Regions from separate parts of the Homo sapiens genome. Here all the other regions are linked to region 2. A link is a loop called in an ENCODE intact Hi-C map of the cell type or tissue named here. Cell type or tissue: GM12878. All regions are shown on one strand.

Region 1 (2,500 bases), 57 kb before region 2:
AGCTTCCTTTTGTGAATGTCATACAGTTTTAGGGTTTAGTTTATAAAAGCAATATTTGCAGAAAGCTGGCTACTATTATGCAACTTGTGCTCACCTGAAAAGTAAAAATTCATAGCTTTCACTTCAGGTGTATGATCATTGAAAAGCCAAACACATTTTCATCTGAAATAACGGGGACAAGACTGCTTTACAGGCCTGAGAACAGCCCACCAAGACAACAAGACAGCTGCCATCCTGGATGACGGATACTTTGAACCAAAGGAAGTTTTGTTCTTGAGAGAGAACTGAAAATAATGAACAAAACTATTGGCTCTTCTTACTAACCTCATTTTAAAGGTTATGAAATGAATGTTTCTGAAATTAGGGTTTTATTGAGACCAGCATTCTTTCAGTGTCATATAAAAACACAAATTTGAGACCATACCCCATGCCGTTCGTCCACCCTGTATATTTATTTCTGTAAAGGATGTGATAACATCTGTCTTCCTATTAGCCTGGAGTCTCAGGAATCAAGTAGGGAAATGTTTCCTCTTACCATGGTAACTGTATCCCCAGGAGACTCTCATTCTTAAAATTTGGGGTGCATTAAACCATTAGATAACTCATCTTTCTGATTTTAATCAGTAGCAATTTAGAATGATATTTTTATATTAACAAACACATATATTATGAGGTTGAATACAAAATTCTGCATAACTTTGAAGACAAAGTATTGAACTTCAAATAGTTATTGCAATTGTAGGAAGTGATTTAGATTCTATTCCTGGATTCCACCACCCAAGAATCAACTGACAGGGGGCTCTTTTGGAGGAGATGGTTAGGCAGCATTTCATCATCTGCTAGCACTTGGAAACACTATCAAACACGATGGAAACATGAAGTGCTTTTGTTATGGGAGTTCACGTACATGTGGTTCATAGCTAAAAGTCATTGTGAAACTTGCTCTTGTTCCCTTTTTCTATTTGCACTGTACTCCTTTCCACCATCTCACCTGTGCAAGACATCTGTCACTCAGGCCCACCTTGGATTCGTCCTAACTGTCCTCCAAGAGCTGTCTTTTGGGAATGTATTTCAGGCTCCTGTAACTTTCACAAACCCTTCAAGACTTATGTGTTGAGTCCTCCCTTCCCCTTTGCAATGCCTGTTGCTTTCCTAAGACAGTGAAAATGAGTGAACCTATCTTCCTACATTAGCAGATGTTAGTAGGTTTATGTCTAACCTCATGTGTAATATACTTGAATTTTAGAAGTTTCTCTGGTGTTGATCAAAAGGATGCCTCTAATAATTAGAATATCAAGCTCTGTGGCTTCCCAGGGAACATGATTATTTTAGAAAGTCAGATCTCCTGCAGAGGCACAGGGCCAGTTTTTGAGAAGCTGTATACCTCAGATTCTCAAACACGCTTTTCCATGAAAAGCCCATGAAGAAGATACCATAAAAACAATGCTCTTATATTAATTTTAGAGAATTCACTCTTACCTTGTACCAGGTTACCGCTGGACTTTGTGCATCACTTTGGCAGCTGAGACTGGGGCAAGAAATAGAGCCAGTGCTCCCAAGAAGTAGGTCTTGCTTATGTGATGCGGAATACTCACAGGATGCATTTGTCTGGGGCTTAACTTCTAAAATCATCTTGACACAACAGGCTACATCATAGGGGCTCCTAGGAAATTAACAAGATCCTGTGAACATAGATATTTTGTCTAGATAATAGAGGATTTGGAAATGTTTTCAGATAGAAATGTATTTGGATCATACTTAATCATCTTGGGTCTACAAATATATGACCCAGAATTATTCACCCCTGGGGTCAAAAAGTGAAGGGTACATTTGTCCTGAATGATGTGAGGATAGCTTTTCCTAATGTCCTCTAATGGATCTCCATTCGAAGGTTGTTGGTACCATTGGACATCAGATAGGTCGTTACTACCCATGAAGGGCAGGTGCTCAGGGACTTGTTTTGGTGAGAGTCGATTTCTGTGGCAGAAATGTGATTTCTGTGGCTCTGGTAAATCACAAAATAAGACAAATTCCTCTTCACTCCTTGTAGAATATGTCCAAAGGAGTTTTTTTGTGGAACAACCTGAAAATCATAATAAACAAAGCACATGGAAACACATTAGAAAATGGAATTCTAGCTTATATTTACATCTAGTACTTGATTTAACAAGAGATCTAGCTTCCTTGTGTGTCTTTCTTCTTCACTGTCTATTTTGTAGGGGAAAGGAAGTGCCTGTTCTAATTCCCTCCCAGTGGACTCCAGCATACCAGCAGCAGCCCTGGTTTCCTGGAAAAGATGGTAGAACTCTGGCTCATCCCTCGTCAGCTGATCTCACTGAACACTCAACTACAGTAACAGGGTACCTCGACAATGCTTGGTATCAGCTGAAAGCTGTTCACCCTAATAATTCTCCTCTCAGTCCCCTTTTAATAGTAGGATGGAAAGGTTTGTATTAATATATCACACTGCTGATATATCAGGTTATCCATCACTTTACAC
Region 2 (2,500 bases):
GAAGTCCGAGCTGCTGATTTCATTTGACTGGGGGCATGTAGACAACAGGAGCAGCTGAATTTTAAAACTGACTTTCATGCAATCGTCACTTGTCATTGGTAAGGATCCCCTAAAAGGAAATCCTATCAAAGTAATCTCCTTTCATTAAGGTCACTAAGAAAATAAGCAGAGAGAGATAAACTTATTCTGTTCCATAACAAAGAATGTATTTCATGTCATAGGAAGAGTAGGAAAGAAAAGGATGTGGTGATTATCTGACCTTTCAGATTACTGCATATTTGAGTTGCTGAACAAAGGACAAGAGGGCTGTGAAATACATTTTGAAAAGAAAGGGTTACTCACTTCATTTGGAAAAAGTAAGATCCTGTGTCATTCAACTCAACTGGCCAAAACTCCAAAACACAATCATGCAAAGCAATTCTCGAGGAACTCCTTGGGTTCAGCTCCACATGTTCCTGTGATCCACTGCTTTTGTACCAGCTTTTGGTGGTTGTTTCAATCTCATGTGCAAGTGAACACGAGCAATGTTTCAGATAGAAAGGTTCCCCTTCAACCACAGTAATGTGGGGACGTGAAGTACAAGATTCTTCAAAAGATTAGTAAAGTAAAATAAATAAAAACAAAAACCAAAATGACAAGGTAACTTTTTTTGGTCTCCTAATGCATTAGGTGAAGAAGCAAGGTTAGCAAGAAAGTCCTGAGAAATCTCGGTGTCAATTTCCTGTGGGTTCTTTATTTTTGCGTCAATCTTTCCAACACTAGAAAGGATAAGGCACTTTCAGAACATAGATGAAAACACAACTTCTGACAGTTTCTCCCCAACAGGAAGGTATCAGAACTTAACCAACCATAGCTAGAAGACTGATAATTGTGTCACCTCTTAGAAGAAAATATTACACATTACAACTTCTTCATAGGGAAAGCCACAGAAGTCACGGTGCTGCCATACCTACCTCAAAATATACCCTGCTGAGGAGTCTCAGTAGAAAAGAAAACAAGAAATCTAGCAACCTTGGCGTTCTTCCTCTGCACCATCAGAAATCTCACTCACCTTGCATTCACCCTGCCTATCTAACATTCCCTGGTAAGTGTGGGGATGGTTAAAAGTGTGCCTATGTAACTTACAGTGTGTGTACATTTATTATTACTGTAGGTCACCATGTGGATAATCAAGAATTCATTAATATAATATCAATCCAAATTTGCATATCTGTCACTTTCCCTCTTTCTCAATTGACCCAGATTCTCTGGCTTTGGAAATATATCTGACCATCATCTACCCAGGATAGGTGCTCGTTCCCCTCTTTCGGCACTTGTGGTACTTCAAGTTCAGCATTAATGGGTCTTTCTCATAATCTACCCTCCAGTGACTCTCGGGTGCACTTTTACCACATTTTGAGAATGAGAGTATTTAAACTGAACGAAACATTTCCCTTAGGACATGGACAGAATGCCTTCTCTATAGTCAGGGTTTGTTTCTCAAAGCAGCAGTCTGGTTTTAACTCAAAATTGTTAACCACAACATAAAGAGGAAGTGATGTGATAGAAGTATTCTGATATGGTTTGGCTGTGTCCCCATCCAAACCTCATCTTGAATTTAATCATGGGGGCAGTCACCCTCATGCTGTTCTCATGATAGTGAGTGAGTTCTCATGAGATCTGATGGTTTTGTAAGGGGCTTTTCCCCCTTTTGTAAGTTTCCTGAGGCCTCCCCAGCCCTGCAGAACTGAGTCCATTAAATCTTTCTCCTTTATATATTACCTGGTCTCAGGTATGCCTTTATTAGCAGTGTGAGAATGGACTAATAAAGTAAATTGGTACCAGAAGTGGGGTGCTACTGTAAAGATACACAAAATGTGGAAGTGACTTTGGAACTGCATACAGGCAGAGGTTGGAACAGTTTGGAGGGCAGTTTGGAACAGTTGGAACAGTTTGAAGAAGATAAGAAAATATGGAAAAGTTTGGAACTTCCTAAAGACTTGTTAAATGGCTTTAACCAAAATGCTGATAATGTTATGGACAATAAAGTCCAGGCTGAGGTGGTCTCAGATGGAGATGAGGAACTTTTGGGGAGCTGGAGCAAAAGTGAATCTTGTTATGTTTAGCAAAGAGATTAGTTGCATTTTGCCCTTGTCCTAGAGATCTATGGAACTTTGAACTTGAGAGACGATTATCTGGAAGAAGAAATTTCTAAAGAGCAAATCATTCAAGAGGTGACAGAGCATAAGAGTTTGGAAAATTCACAGCTTGAGAATGTGGTAGGAGAGAAAAATCCATGTTCGTGGGAATGGGGGGCATGGAATTAAAGCTGGTTGCAGAAATTTGCATAAGAAATGAGGACTCAAATGTTAATTGCCAAGACAAGGGGAAAAATGCCTCTAGGGTATGTCAGAGATCTTCATGAGAGACCCTCCCATCACAGGCCCAGAGGCCTAAGAGGAAAAAATGATTTCCTGGGATGGGCCCAGGGTCCCTTTCTGTGTGCAGCCTAGGGATTTGG
Region 3 (2,500 bases), 68 kb before region 2:
CAGCAGGCTGGAAAGGAGACTAAGGGTGGGGGCAGAGTGGCCAGAGAAGTGCAGCTGTGGGCAGGAAGCAAAACAAGGCAAAGAGGTAGTGGTATACAAGGCTAAATATATACCAGATGATCTCAAGAATCAGGAACTTTTCAAAAGGAAGTTTTAAAACATAGGGGGAAATTCAAAGATAAAACTTCAGAGGACGCAGTGATAACATATAAAGATCAGAATTCAGGGGAGAGGCGTGTCATAAATCGCATGAGAACGTAATGGTGGGAGGACACAGAGCCGTAACTAAGACCTCACCTAAGCCAAGGGGGAGGATGGGGAATAATGTATCTTTTTTACCCATAAATAGGTAAGTGAGGCTTAGTATGTATCATTAAGACTTTATGAAATGGAACTTAGAGGAAATATCAAAGAAAAGAAATTAGGGAGAAGCAATTTATGCCAAGGATGATGGGAAACCCATTCTAATAATACAATTACAGTTAATCCTCATAGGACAAAGAGAGGCTAATGCAGCTGCACAGGGAACTCTTGGTTTTGCTCATATGTGAAGCAGTCATGAGCAGAATATGGAAACAGGAACATCCGCCACTGTGAATCTGAATGAATAATGTCCGTAAGTCTTCAAAAGAGTGGAGGCATGCAAAAAAAAAAAAAAAATGAAGACACTGCAAAGGACTTTTAAAGGTATATGTGAAGCAGGGAGAAGAACAGTTATTCTTACTACTAGGGGCAGGTATTATAATATTATACTGCAGTATTATCGATTTCTTATACTACCAGTCAGTACAGCTACTGAGCATCACGCACACTGTGTTATTCTATGGGAATGGTACTTCCTGGATTTGGACAACACACTGGAGCTCCTAGCTGGACTTCCACTACCCAGTCTGGGAGGACTCCAAAGACCTGCATTTCTTTCACTCTCCTCCCTGGCCTATTCTCCCTGGTGCATTTCAGGTTTTCATATCCATTTTAATGTTCCTTATCATAGACTCATTGTGTCCAGGTCTGTATTCATCACAGCTTTCCTGCTCCTAATTGAATTTACTACTACTATCTCATATATGTTGAGCCAGAAAAACACCAAATATGCTACTCATCTATTTTACACACACTCCCAGTCAAAGCTTTTAATCTTTCATTTTATTACATGAAAATATCACTAGCATCTGCCACCTTCTTTCTGTTTCCACTTCTTTCTGTCCTGTCCTGGATCAGGACTCACACTCATAAAGTTCAAACACATCAGCAAGGTCCCCATAACCATCATGAGAACCACACAACCTTTATTTCCATTCTAGTCCTAATTAAACCACTTAAGAACTCTCAGCTCCCACCACAGTGAGCCACTCAGTGTGACCATACACTGAACATACCCTTTGCTTTTCTGTTTCTGTTGTCTATGTTGCTCTTTCCCGTTAAGTGTAGTTGCAGTCTCTTGCCCCAGTTATCAACTAACAACATTCTATTGATAGATTTTTTTTTTACTAATATTTATCTTTTAATGGGAATGGAGTATATTATGGAAATTATTGATAATGGGCTAGATGTCAATTTCTAGTGAAAGTCTTGAATTAATTATTTAACAGATGGTTTATGAACCCTTAGAAAAGGAAGTGATGGTTAATATCAGCCAGCTTGCATTTGCTAACAACAATCATATCAAGGCAATCTCATTGTTGCCCACAACTGAATAGACTGGAGGTTCACAGGAGTATGGCAGACACAGAGTATCTTCACTATTGTGAGTCACTTGAAAAATATTCTCATGATCTCTCTGTTAAACCAAAGGTACATTGTGAGCTGAATGATCAGATATAGGGCATTCGAGTGCCCTTTTAGTTAATTAAGCAACACCCTTGCGTTGTGGATGAATGGATCATATGTAACTAGAAGGATCAAACTGGAGTTAACAGCAGAGCACTCTGTCCCTGGTGTTAGCCTCGCCCGTAGTTTTAGCAGGGGCTTGAGGGAGAACATACCATGTTGATCTCATCTACATGCCTCACAAACCTGCGTGTGATGGCTAATATGTTGGCATTCAAAATCAGAATTCCAACCTCTTGACATGTAGAATGAACTAAAAACAACAAATTATTTAACAGAAATAAATATAAAATCATGAACATAAGTTACAAATTCTACTCTACAAACAAAAATAGAGAGAACTTGCTTGATTTCAGTTTTTGTGGAAAGACTTGCCTGCCAACTCAGAATAAATCAACCATATAATGAGGCTGTCCCAAAGCTAAAACAATAGTGGGGCTGTGGCAATATTCTGTTCTGAACAAGTAAGGAAATTCTTCCTCTGTTTCAGTGCTGGTTAGACAGCATACAGATGATTGTTTTGAACAGGTGTTAGAAAGCTGTCCAGATCTTCAGAGTTCTGAAATGTTCATAGTGAGAATAATCAAATGGGCCAATGTTTCAACCCTAGAAACAGTTTTGAGAAATATAATCTAAATTATCTTCTTCCTATTTGGAAACACATTAAATT

What was found. A loop is a pair of places that touch in the nucleus more often than their neighbours do. Peaks named below come from ENCODE experiments on the same cell type or tissue, not always from the same donor. Only the 100,000 strongest peaks of a DNase experiment are listed, where the experiment ranks them.
Region 1: it touches region 2 in a loop (4-fold over the local background); 11 of 110 quality-filtered maps call a loop at or near these places.
Region 3: a loop joins it to region 2, with 5 times the contacts of the local background. A loop is called at or near these places in 31 of 110 quality-filtered maps.

The regions. Positions count from the first base shown.
Region 1 is chr2:102,423,394-102,425,893 of GRCh38, reverse strand. It overlaps IL18RAP (interleukin 18 receptor accessory protein), which reads right to left. Exons shown (of 10, transcript NM_001393487.1): 2 at 1,759-2,083; 3 at 1,480-1,663. Among named protein-coding and RNA genes, the nearest start is that of IL18RAP, 1.5 kb to the right of the region's middle. In GM12878, no CTCF peak of the experiment used is centred here; a DNase peak (open chromatin) is centred at 973; H3K27ac peaks cover 900 bases.
Region 2 is chr2:102,365,911-102,368,410 of GRCh38, reverse strand. IL18R1 (interleukin 18 receptor 1) reads right to left here. Exons shown (of 11, transcript NM_003855.5): 3 at 343-586. Among named protein-coding and RNA genes, the nearest start is that of IL18R1, 11 kb to the right of the region's middle. RefSeq lists an enhancer at 617-666. In GM12878, no CTCF peak of the experiment used is centred here; DNase peaks (open chromatin) are centred at 800, 1,141 and 1,440; H3K4me3 peaks cover 471 bases; H3K27ac peaks cover 2,500 bases.
Region 3 is chr2:102,434,004-102,436,503 of GRCh38, reverse strand. The region is part of intron 3 of IL18RAP (interleukin 18 receptor accessory protein); the gene reads right to left. Among named protein-coding and RNA genes, the nearest start is that of MIR4772, 3.0 kb to the right of the region's middle. In GM12878, no CTCF peak of the experiment used is centred here; a DNase peak (open chromatin) is centred at 1,333; H3K4me3 peaks cover 382 bases; H3K27ac peaks cover 1,732 bases.